Regions from separate parts of the Homo sapiens genome. Here region 2 is linked to region 1. Evidence: chromatin loops called from intact Hi-C (ENCODE). Cell type or tissue: psoas muscle. All regions are shown on one strand. Links, peaks and the distances in the headings refer to the core of each region. The heading gives the core; the rest is flanking DNA.

Region 1 (5,000 bases), core at 1-5,000:
TGCTGCTGCTGAAGAGCTGCAGTATGCAGCATCAAGTGCTGTTGTTGGGCTGCATACATTTGCTGAAGGTACTGAGCAGCTGAGCTGGGGGGCCGATGCAATGCCTGTTGAATTACCTGTGATAAGTCAATTGAACCAATGTCAAACCATAATCTCAACCTTTATCTTAATCAGAAAATCAAAGTATAAAAAAGTGGCAGTTTAAAATTTCACTGCTTTAATACATAATATCATCAAGCTTATTAACATTATTTCTTTCCTAGTTACATATCACTAGAAATCACTAACTTGTACACATTAAAACTACCCAGTGGGCCGGGCACGGTGGCTCACGCCTGTTAATTCCAGCACTTTGGGAGGCCGAGGTGGGCGGATCACAAGGTCAGGAGATCAAGACCATCCTGGCTAACATGGTGAAACCCCGTCTCTACTAAAAACACAAAAAATTAGCCAGGCATGGTGGCACATGCCTGTAGCCCCAGCTACTCGGGAGGCTGAGGCAGGAGAATCGCTTGAACCTGTGAGGTGAAGGCTGCAGTTGAGCCAAGATCATGCCACTGCACTCCAGCCTGGGCGACACAGCAAGACTCCCATCTCAAAAAAAAAAAAACAAAACAAAACCCAGTGGACAATTCGCAAAAGACAGGCCAGGCCAACTAAGCATTTCAAAAGATTTTCAATCTCACCAGTAGTCAAAAACTTACAAATTAAAACAAGATACTGTTTTCCAACTTTCAGATGGATAAAGATTTAAAAGAATACTACTACTACCTGGGGAAACCAATACTCCCATATTGCTAGTAAAAATTCAAGTTGGCATAACCTTTTTGGATAAAACTTCGTAGAATTCAGGGCTTGGGTGTGGAGAGAAATACCTTTACCATGCAACCATAACAAATAGTAATGTAGATCAGTGCTGTCCTATACAGTAACAACTAGTCACATGTGCCTACTGAGCACTTAAAATGTGGTTAGTGCAACTAAAGAATTGAGTTAATTTTAAATTGAATTTTAATTAATTTTAATTTTAATGTAAACAGCCACAAGTAACTACTGGCCACTATAGTGTACATTGCTGATACCGATCTATATTTACTAACAAAAAGAAAATCAGTGGGTTACAAAATAGTATATAGAGTAAGATACCATTTTTATATTAAAATATTTGAAAGAATCCACAGGAAAACTTTCAAAGACCACTGATGGGTAGCTAGATTAGAGGTGATTTTTAGCTTCTACTTCATACTCTTCTATAGATGTCTGAAAATCTTACAATGAGCAGGTATTATTAATAATCATATAAAATTACAAAGCAGCTGGGCAGGTTGGCTCATGCCTGTGATCCCACCACTTTGGGAGGCCAAGGCAGGCAGGTCACCTGAGGTCAGGAGTTCAAGACTAGCCTGGCCAACATAGTGAAACCCTGTCTCTACTAAAAATACAAAACTTGGCCAGGCATGGTGGCATGCACCTGTAATCCCAGATACTCAGGAGGCTCAGGTGGGAGAACTGCTTGAACCCAGGAGGTGGAGGCTGCAGTGACCAGAGATCATGCCACTGCACTCCAGCCTAGACGACAGAGCAAGACCCCATCTCAAAAAAATAATAATAATAAAATAAAAATAAAAAATAAAATTATAAAGCTATTTCTTCTTTAGAAAATTACTCAATAATTTAAAAAATTTTTAAATGTCAAATACCTTGTTTTGCTTCAACATTGAATAAAACTATTCTTACTTAATTCCTTAAAAAGTGTTAATTACTGTGAATATTTGTTAGTAAAATGTAAAATCTGAGCCTGAAACTTCATAAATAAATATAGAAAAGTCAAGTACTCTACTAAAATCAGAGAAAATTCTTACATTTCTCCAAAAGGTTAAGTCAGAATAAGTCAATCCTATACAACCAAATCCGAAAGTCACATTGTGCTCACTGTGACTCTGAAACAGCACAGAACCCTAATCGCAGCATCAAACCAGAGTTTTCAAAGAGCTAAGGGAGTAATAGTGCCATAATCCTATAGCTTGAGGGTCTCTCAGGACATCTTGAGCCATAATGCCATGAATCCTTTTATCTAAACTTCAAGACAGCATATTTCTGTGTGTTATTGTTTATTTTCATGTGTTAATATCTCACCTCTCCAACTATAGACTACTATGCCTGATACAAATTTCTGTCACAAAATCAATGGGAGCTTTTGACCTCTACCTGCAGGGGACTATAGGCCAGCATTAAGTGATTCAGAATTATAACAATATACCTTTTTTAGTCAGATCAATCTCTATTTGTTCTTCTAATTCCATAACAAAATTCTAAAAGCACTGGACTGTATACGGAAAAAAATTCTAAAATCAAACTGAAATAACAATCTATTTGACACATACTTTTGTCAGAGTATACTCATTTTTTCTGTTGTCAGCACAGTCTTTCACTACTATTCAATTACTCACAGCAATGAGTAAATACAAGTTATAGATACAGCAAATTGTTCTTATTTATTATAAATTCTTATTCACCCAAGGAGGGTGAAGAGAATTCCCAGGACAGAAAAAGCAAGCTGGAAGATTAAAGAATTACTTAGGTAGTTCAATAAATATTGATTTGATTTCATTTTGGGAGAAGCAATTCTATGGTCTCATAAGAAACAGAGTCAGTGCTATTTATGAGATATATCTACATCTACATATCTTTCTATTAATTTTTTATTAATCTATGCAGCTTAATTGAAAACTAGAGGACAAAATGGTATATTAAGCGATCACATTATCAGTCAGGCGTGGTGGCTCATCCCAGCACTTTGGGAGGCTAAGGCAGGAGGAGAGCTTAAAGCCAGAAGGTCAAGACTAGCCTGGGCGACATAGTGAGATCCTGTCTCTACAAAATAAAAAAATTAGCCAAGCATAGTCACATGTGCCTGTAGTCTCAACTACTCAGGAGGCTGAAGCAGGAGGAGCACTTGAGCCCAGGGGGTCGTGAGTTGTGATCATGCCACTGGACTCCAGCCTAGGCAACACAGAGGGAGAGAAGAAAAAAAAAAAAAGGGGGGGGCCAGGCGCAGTGGCTCACGCCTATAATCCCAGCACTTTGGGAGGCCGAGGCGGGCGGATTACCAGCTCAAGAGATTGAGACCATCCTGGCTAACATGGTGAAGCCCCATCTCTACTAAAAATACAAAAAATTAGCTGGGTGTGGTGGCACGTGCCTGTAGTCCCAGCTACTCAGGAGGCTGAGGCAGGAGAATCGCTTGGACCAGGGAGGCAGAGGTTGCAGTGAGCCAAGATCGCGCCACTGCACTCCAGCGTGGGCTACAGGGCAAGACTCAGTCTCAAAAAAAAAAAAAACAAAACCCGGCCGGGCACGGTAGCTCATGCCTGTGATCCTAGCACTTTGGGAGGCCAAGGCAGGTGGATCACAAGGTCAGGAGTTTGAGACCGGCCTGACCAATATGGTGAAACCCCATCTTTACTAAAAATACAAAAATTAGCTGGATCTGCTGGCACATGCCTGTAGTCCCAGCTGTTCTGGAGGCTGAAGCAGGAGAATCGCTTGAACCTGGGAGGCAGAGGTTGCAGTGAGCCTAGATCACGCCACCGCACTCCAGCCTGGGCGATAGAGCGAGACTCGGTCTCAAAAAAAAAAAAAAAAAAAAGATCTAAATCCTTTTCCCTGTATCCCTTACCTCAGAGAAAGGTAAAAAACATTAAAACCTCACTCTGCATTCAAGTTTGAATTTCTGGTGAACTGGCTGGTTCCACTCCACAGTGATTTTGGAAAACTAAATCCTAAACCAAAAACAGTTAAATAGACATTATACTGGGGTATCCACCATGGAAAAATGGAGCAGAGGAAGGACTATATTGCAAGCAGTTGTTTTCAGGGTGGATGCAATTATAAGGATTCTACCAGAAGAAAGCAGGTATAATAGAAAAAATAAGAATTCACAGAGTGGTTAAGGGCACAAGGGCTGAAGTCTGAGAACTAGCTAGGTGAGTTTGGGAAAGTTATTTAGCTGATTTAAAACATTTATTTTCCCATCAGTAAAATGGAGATAATAATAATAGCTACTTCACAGAGGGCTGGTAATGATTAATGGAGATAATTCATGTAACATTTATCAAATGTTTGGCACGTAGCAATTATTCAATAAGTATTAGCTATTACTATCTACTGGAAACCTATAATGTGCCTTACACAGTTCTAGATACTTCATTAATCTCAAAGATACTTCATTTAATCCTCAGAGTAATTAATGAAAGAAGTAGTCTCACCCTCATTTTAGTTTTCTGAGGCTCAAGGGGATTATGTCTCATACCCAAGGCTATATAGCTCCTAAAGATAATGAAAATGGAATTCAAACAAAGTATAATAGAGTGGAAGGTCCATGCCCTTTTTATATAATACCATATTGCCCCAACCTCCATTATCATAAATGTTAACTAAGTAAACTTTACTTTCTCAACTAAGTGACTTCCTAGTTCAATATTCCCTTCCCCCTCTGCCCCTAAGGTATTTAGAATGGATCCTCCTGCTTAGGGTTCTTAGGCCACCTGGGTTTAATATAAACTTCGTAACATATCTACATACCTGAACAGATCTCCCTAAGTCTATATTTTGAGTTCCAATATAAAATAAAGCTACAACCATTCTGTATGTTGGGGCTCTAGGTTGAATGCCTTCATACTGTAGCAGCACCTAGAGACTTTCCCCTTATAATTTTCTTTACACATAATCCTATAAACTACATGCTGACAAATGTAAGCCCTCTCAATACTATATATATATATTTTGAGATGGAGTCTCACTCTTTTTGCCCAGGCTGGAGTGCAGTGGCGCTATCTTGGCTCACTGCAACCTCTGCCGCCAGGGTTCAAGTGATACTCCTGCCTCAGCCTCCCAAGTAGCTGGGATTACAGGTATGCATTACCATGCCTGGCTAATTTTTGTATTCTTAGTAGAGACGGGGTTTCACCATGTTGATCAGGCTGGTCTCAAACACCTGA
Region 2 (8,292 bases), core at 1,668-6,667, 190 kb before region 1:
TTCATTTGGAGTGGAAATAAATGTTCCTGAAAGAAAATCTGGAAATCATATAAGTGCACAAAGAAAATTAGAATATATTTTCATTATAGATTTTTTTTGTAAGACATTCTGGAGTAAAAAATGTAAGACTACACTTCATATTCAAATATGCCACTACTATTCTTAAATCCCACTTTGTACTCATAAGTAGTTAATCATTAAGGTCTCATTTCAGATTCTTGTTTGTTTATATATGTATATGTATTCATAGCAGATATGATGGTAGCATTTTGAGGGGCAGTTTGAACATTTGCACAATTATATGCACAATCATATTTACATAATTTAAAAATAGCTCTTCCAAATAAGTAGTATGGGCCAAATGAGGAAACCTAGAAATTAGCTTTGTGGAAGTGCTCATAGGCTGGACCTAATTGGGGAGCAGATGGAAGCCCAGCCAGGCAGGTAAAACATAGAAACATAGGTGCTTCAGGGGACTGAACACAGTGACAAAAAGAAGTGGTTATCTGGGCAGGAAGAAAGCATCTAGTTAACAAGTGCTGTGATGTGCTGGAGCAGGCACCAGTGAGGTGTAAGTAGAAAGGTAGCTAGATAGTCACCATTAGCAGGCACCAGTGGTGGTAGTGAGACGTAGCTTCTAGATTGTATTGTGGCAATTAGACATTATCAAAGCAGGAATGGAGAAACCAATCAGAAATTCTGAAACTAGAACATGAGATTTGAAAAAGTGACTTTTAGATGACAAAAATAAGGGCAACCCAATTTCTTGAGTAGGATTGTAAGGTTAAAGAGAAACTACCAAGCAACGTTGACTTAATCTGGGGTCAGATAAAAAATGAATAAAGCAAGGATCTCTCTCTCTCTTAAGAAGTTTACCGTCTAGTGAAGGAGCAAACAACTACTACAAATTATATAGTGAGTTAGAAGATAAGTGCTATGGATAGGGTAACAGGAAACGAGAGAATGGGAAGGTGGGCTTATGTTTTAAACAGAGTAGGTTGTGGTTGAGGGAAAACTTGAAGGAAGGGAGTGAAACAAAAGGACCTGCTTATTTGGGGGAAGAGCATTCTAAGTAAAGGGAACAGCCAGTGTGAAGGCCCTAAGGTGAGAATATAAAATATAGTAATAACTGATAAAAAGAGAGAAAACAATCTATTTAGAGAGAAATTAGTGAAACCAGGAATACATCATGTTTTGCCAAATATATTGCACATTTTTCAATTTGATGTTGTGCACGTCCTTTTCAGAGTCCAAAAATCTCACCTTAGTATATTTAATCATTGCTTAATTGAAGATAATCATTACAGTGGCACACTGAATTGCGAAGTACTTGGAGAAAAAATAACACCAAGAAAGCTGAAAAGACATTATTTGGACCCATCAAATCATCACTTTTAATCTGTTAACATTTCTTAAACTGTTTATTTTCTCCTTTCTTTATTACGTCAGCTCTTGCATTTGAGACTTAACATAAAGTGAAGCTGAGTCTTGATTATATGAACCCAGAAAGAGTCTTTATATGGATAATCTCAAACCTATAATCTCTTTTATACTTAAGGTACATCATTAAAAGTGAAAATTATATTGAATATCACTGAGTTTTGACAACTTTTATATAATTGACTGTAAAGTGTTTTGATTTAGTGGTAGAGTTGACTACTTTTTCACGGGCATACTAGTTGTAATTTCTCTTGTGTTGCTAATTTATGCCTTCCTTTGCTTATTTTATTCAGGTCTTGATATTTTTGCTTTTCAGTCTCTATCTATATGGGGAGTGTAATGCCATACCTGTTTTTCCCAAAGGCTTTTAAAGAAGCAGTTTTTTCACCGAGCCCTAAAAGTAATGAAAATGAAATATGATAAAGACATAAAGAAAGAAAAAGATAAAGGAAAAGCTGAAAGTGGAAAAGAAGAAGATAAAAAGAGCAAGAAAGAAAATATAAAGGATGAGAAGACAAAAAAAGAAAAAGAGAAAAAAAAAGATGGTGAAAAGGAAGAATCCAAAAAGGTGAGTTAATCTAAAATTAAGTAAAAATTTAAAAATCATTATGTGCACATGAACACTACTGGCCTATGAGCACATTTAAGTATTATGCAACACCTACCTGAGATAACTATATTAGAGTTGTTATAAATACCGTGGTTGAGAATTTTTATTTCTGTGTTACAAATAGTCAGTGAAAGTTTTTTGACTGTATGAACATCATATTTCTTGCTTACTTGTGTTATTTCTTCTGTCCAACTTGTGTTTTCATAGGAGGAAACTCCAGGAACTCCTAAAAAGAAGGAAACTAAGAAAAAATTCAAACTTGAGCCACATGATGATCAGGTTTTTCTGGATGGAAATGAGGTGAGAGTAAGCCTATAACTAGAAGTTCAGTTTTCTATAGGAGTTTTTAGAAAGATGTTTGATGCCTTCACTAATAAAAGGAAAAATTTTGAGAAATCTAATTATGCTCTTAAATGTATAAAAGCTACTCCATTTTTAAAAATCAATAATTTCTCTTATTTAGATTTTTAAAAGTCAGATTTGACTGTGAGTGATAGGAAACCTGAAATAAAAGCATCTTAATACAAAATAGATGCTTATTTCTTTTTTATCAGTGAAATCTGTAGGTAAGCTGTACAGATACGTCAGCTCCATGGTGGATCCCAGCTCTTCTTTTCTCCTCTGTCTGAGGCTTCTAGCTAAGGTTACCTTATGGTCCAGAATGACTGCCAATCTTATATCTGCATCGAAAAGAGGAAAGGAGAGTGAAGAATATGTCTCCTCTTTAAGGAGACCAGTTTAAGGACACTGTCCAGAAAGCTGGTAATTTCATTTCTGCTTGAATTCCATTGGCCAGAACATAGTCACATGGTCATGCATATGAGAAGTAAAATCTTGGAAATGCACTTTTTATACAGGATGATTATTTGCCCAGCCGAAATGTAGGGTTTCCATTATTATCAAAGAAAAAAGAGCAGAATAGGAGATAGCTACAAGTCTCTATCTCTTACAGAATGTAAGTCAGACACATCACTTGAGGGGCTTAAAATTTTTAACATTTCTTGATGCTTTATGCTTATCATTTGTAATGGAAGATTTGTATGGTGGTAGCCTTCCATAAAGACTGCTTAATTCAGTCACTTCACCAGTACGTAAACATGAGTTATATACTGGGCATTGAACTGTTGTGAATTTCAGGATATATCCTTTCCTGTTATACCTATACAATAGTAACATCTATAAAGTCATGGCTCCTAGGGTTGTGTGTTTGAAATTCTTACTTGCATGAGACTATCTAGAGTGGGATTGTGGGGGAGGATTATATATCTATAATAAAGTGTCCTCAGGTGACTGATGTGAACCCCTTGTTGAGAACCACTGTAATAGAAATTTTTATTTTTATAGGCGTTGGGAATAGCTTGATAAGTAGGATAAAATCTCTTAATGGTCTAGCAAAGATACAGGCACTTAAACATGTTAATATAGTACAGTGTGGTAAGCATTAATGGTGTGAAAGCACCAGGTAGGAATAGTTAATTTAGTCAGGAAGGATAAGAAGGGTCTAAAGGACATTTGAGCTTAGACTTGAAGATGACTGGCAGATTGCCAGGCGTGCCAGGAAGGAGGTTAGGTCTGTTAGGGAAGGAAACAGCCTGAGCAAACGCATGGGTGCTTGGTATCCTGAGAAGCCTAGATTTTATTCTGTAGAAAGCAGCATGCACTCCATAACTTTTAAAGTTGTGAAATATCTTTTTTAAAAAAACATGTTTTTTTAGAATGGAAACTGGCAGAAGTAATATCTGTGAATCTGATTCCCAAGGAAATGGGCAGAGTAAAATAAGAGGTTAAAGTGGAACCTCTGGTGTTAAAAATTGAAGAACCACGTTGGAAAGACAATAAAGAGTTCTGGTCAATATAGAAATAAGAGGGAAGAGTACTGTTATTTATAGAAACTAAGAAATAAAACTGAGTTTTATGGATGAATGATCAAACAGAGTTCTGATCTGAATGAAGTAAATTTCTGTTGTGTAAAATAAGAGCCTGATAAAAGTAAATTAAGTTTTGAAGTAGTGGTTCCCAGCTTATGGGCCCTCCATGGAGGAGTAGGCAATGAAATTAATACAGTCATAGAGACTATGTTCACCAAGCATGATCTTTAATAATTGATCTTTGTGTCTTCTCAGGAGAGAAAAGTGTGGAGTTGAGTGATACTAGATCTGTAATAGGGCCTGGCTGGAATCTGTCTTAACTGCGCTTTTATCCCAGACTGGTTCATCATTACATTAGGGACAAAAAGGTTGGCAGTTGCTGGTGTTTTGGTTGAATAAATAATGATGTGCACACATGGAACAATTTTTTTTTCCCCCAAGACAGAGTCTTGCTCTGTCGCCCATGCTGGAGTGCAGTGGTGTGATCTCAGCTAACTGCAACCTCTGCCTCCTGGGTTCAAGCAATTCTCCTGCCTCAGCCTCCCGAGTAGCTGGGATTACAAGCGTCCACCACCACACCTGGCTAATTTTTGTATTTTTAGTAGAGGCAGGGTTTCACCATGTTGGCCAGGCTTGTCTTGAACTCCTGACCTCAAGTGATCTGCCCGCCTTGGCCTCCAAAGTGCTGGGATTATAGGCGTGAGCCACCAAGCCCAGTCAAACAAATTTTTAAGTGTATGTAAGAACATACAAATTTACTTAAGTGCTTTATAGAATTTATAGTTATCCTATAATCATTTTCTAGCGCCAGAAGAACCACTACTACTGAAGGAAAGATCTTTGGAATTTATTTACCTTAGAAATTACTTCTCGTATGTTAAGAGGTTGATGACTGCTTTAAGGGACCTAAAATATAGAATTAAGCATTACTTTCTAATGTGACATTAGAACTTTTAAGCACCGAGGTTTCTTGATTCTTCTAGGTGTATGTATGGATCTATGACCCAGTTCACTTTAAAACATTTGTCATGGGATTAATTCTTGGTAAGTAGTGAGATGTTAATAGCTATAAAGTGCAATCTAAAATTTAGAAAACAATATGCAGATACTGTAAAAGAAAATGTTCCTAAATTTAACATAAAATAGTTGTCATTTTAAAAATACTTTAAATAAAGTCAGAAGATAAATAATACACTAAGGAAAATATTTGAAACATATTAAAGATCTTTTAAGAGATTAACAAACTGATAGAAAAATGGTCAAGGTAGTTAACAGATAAAGAAATACAATGACCAATCATCATGAGTGATACTTAATCACACTCATATACAAATTAAAGCTGTAGTGATTAAGAGTCTTGCAAACCTTAACATTAAAGGTCTTAGAAAAAAATCAGCTCTCTCTAACAGTTGATAGGTATGTCTATTGTTTTAATTTTTGTAAAGGGCAGTTTGTCAGTATCTTTGAAATTTTATGTGTCTGCAGTGACCCAGCAATTCTAGGCTGTTCCCATACAGTTGCACAAAGTGTGTGCATTGACACATTATCTGTTTTTTTCCAAATCCCTTAGACTATACTTGAGTATAATCTAGCAAATATCTTTCAAATTCAAAATGCTTATACCATTTGATCTAATAAATTCCACTTTAAGGAATTTACCCTATGCCATAATCACAGTTGCACAAACGTACATGTGCAAGGATATTATACCTAGAATAGATAAAAAAAGAAAAGAAAGTTACAGACGAGTAAGAATAGTATAAGCTCATTTACTTATTTAGAAAAAAAGTCCCTGTAGCTAGTTAATTATATATAGGCAGTCTCTGAGAATACAGGTAAGCTTAATAGTACTTAACCTCTGGGAAGTGGAATAAGAATTAGATGAAGACTTAATTTTCTCTATACCTTTTGATTTGCTTGTTTGTGACAGGGTCTCATTCCTGTCACCCAGGCTGGAATGCAATGGCACAATCATGGCTCACTGCAGCCCGACTTGCTGGGGTCAGGTGATCTCCCACATCAGCCTACTGAGTAGCTGGAACTATAGGCACACTCCACTACACCCCGCTAATTTTTGTATTTTTTTGTAGAGATGGGGTTTCGCCATGTTGCCCAGGCTGGTCTCAAACTCCTGGGCACTTGCCTCGTTGTCCCAAAGTGCTGGGGGTTTGATTTGTTTTTGATTTGCTTTTTAACGTGTGTATTCCAGGAGGTTTTATGGGGAAAGAATGATTTAACAAACAGAAAAAAAAAAAATAGGTAGCAGTTAAAATAAGCTTGGTCAATATGGTATGATAGGATCCCATTCAAAATAACTCTTTAAGGCTGGGCTCAGTGGCTCACACTTGTAATCCTAACACTTTAGGAGGCCAAGGCAGGGAGATGGCTTGAATCCAAGGGTTCGAAACCAGCCTAGGCAACATGGCGAAACCTCGTTTCTACAAAAAATTAGCCGGGTGTGGTGGTTCACACCTGTAGTCCCAACTACTTAGAAGGCTGAGGTGGGAGGATCACCTAAGCTCAGGAGGTCGAGGCTGTCGTGAGCCAAGATCATGCCACTGTACTGCAGCCTGGGTGACAGAGTAAGACTCTGTTTCAGAAAACAAAAAGCAAAATAACTCTTTTATAATAAGAGTACTAGTCACTTTGCTAGATATTTTGCGTACAATATATCATTTCATCCTCACAACAACCTTTGAAGAATAGGAAGAGACTTATTAAATATAAGGTAACTTAGCCTCAAAAGAGTTAAGTAACTTGCCCAGGGTTACATAGCTTATAAGTGATGGAGCTAGAATTTTAATCCTGGTCTTATTCTAAAGACCTAATAACCAGGCTTCTAATTTCTTATAATTCTTTCTTGTGTCCCCACTTTACTTGCAAAAAAACTGGAGACACTTGTAAACAGTTTCCCTAAGCACCAAAAAATACATCTGTAGCAGAAATCACCTGGGGAATCTTTCAGTCTGTGGATGTCAGAGCTCCACCCCAGAAGAAGAATCTCCAGAGAGGGGTCTTGGAAATCATTTTTTGTTGGCTTTGTTGTTCTGTTGTTTCTTTTAGCTCCCTTACTTAGTAGGCAAATATCTTAGTATTTTTTAAATAAAGTAGATATAGCTTGAAAAAGGGGGCAGTTGATAAATTAAGGAGGCAACAGTTTTGAATTTCTACATAGCATTTTTTTCTAATTATATGTAATTTACACTAATAAAAACTAGTTTAAGAATAGTATAAAATGTTAGGTTGAACAATATGAAATTGCTCATAATTGACCATTTTTTACCTATAAAAATGGCAATTTTATATTTCACTGTGTTTATGTTTCTCAGTTTTTCCCCCAGGGATATGTTTCTGTTAGTGCAGCCATACCATTTAAGTTTTTATTCTAAAATTTAACTTTTGTCATTTCTTGTTCCAGTGATTGCAGTAATAGCGGCCACCCTCTTCCCCCTTTGGCCAGCAGAAATGAGAGTAGGTGTTTATTACCTCAGTGTGGGTGCAGGCTGTTTTGTAGCCAGTATTCTTCTCCTTGCTGTTGGTAAGTATTGTTATTATAAAATTGACCTCAAGAAGGTTGGTATTGAGCAGTTGGACTGTAATTTGGAGCTTCAGTAAAGCTTAAGAAAAATTAATGGAGGTAAATCAAGAAATATATGGTACTACTTTCTGAGTCAAATCTCAAAACTCAGGCTTGGTAAGATGTGTTCTGTCTGCAGAAAAAGGATTTAATACATCTTTAAAAAAATTTTTTAATAAGATTATTTTTTATTGACAGATCATAATTGTATACATTTATGGGGTACAATGTGATGTTTTGGTGTATGTGTACAATGTGGAATGTTTAAATCAAGCTAATTAACATAATTAGCATATTGATCACCTTTCTTGCCTATCATTTATTGTGAGACATTTGAAATTTACTTATTTTGAAATATACCATACATTATTATATCTTAATCTGCAAATAGATGTGCTTTAAAAATTAGTTATGGCAGAGGCGTTTAATATTTTTGCAGTGGTAGATCATTTATTAGACATAATACTTTCAGTAAAACATTTTTTAATTTTGACTTAGAACAAATGCAACATCTAAATAATCTATGCATATATTTAATAAATGATTCTAAACAATTGATTTGCCATTTTGGGAAAAATCAATAATTTTCACCCAAGTACCAAAATACTAGATGCAATAAGGAGTTAATGTTTTAAAAATCAAATAGGAAAACATAAGTAAATGAATTTTCCGCATTTCTGGATGATTGGGGTCTTTCATAGATTATTTGTTTAGAGGCAGGGTCTTGCTCTGTCACCCAAGCTGAAGTGCAGTGGTGAGATCATAGCTCACTGCAGCCTTGAATTCCTGGGCTTAAG

The links. A loop is a pair of places that touch in the nucleus more often than their neighbours do. Peaks named below come from ENCODE experiments on the same cell type or tissue, not always from the same donor. Only the 100,000 strongest peaks of a DNase experiment are listed, where the experiment ranks them.
Region 2: a loop joins it to region 1, with 3 times the contacts of the local background. A loop is called at or near these places in 2 of 110 quality-filtered maps.

Annotation. Positions count from the first base shown.
Region 1 is chr3:170,172,597-170,177,596 of GRCh38, forward strand. PHC3 (polyhomeotic homolog 3) reads right to left here. Exons shown (of 15, transcript NM_024947.4): 3 at 1-116. Among named protein-coding and RNA genes, the nearest start is that of PHC3, 6.6 kb to the right of the region's middle. In psoas muscle, for the core only: no CTCF peak of the experiment used is centred there; no DNase peak of the experiment used is centred there.
Region 2 is chr3:169,980,904-169,989,195 of GRCh38, forward strand. It overlaps SEC62 (SEC62 preprotein translocation factor), which reads left to right. Exons shown (of 8, transcript NM_003262.4): 4 at 1,804-2,008; 5 at 2,258-2,350; 6 at 4,902-4,962; 7 at 7,337-7,456. Among named protein-coding and RNA genes, the nearest start is that of SEC62, 18 kb to the left of the region's middle. In psoas muscle, for the core only: no CTCF peak of the experiment used is centred there; no DNase peak of the experiment used is centred there.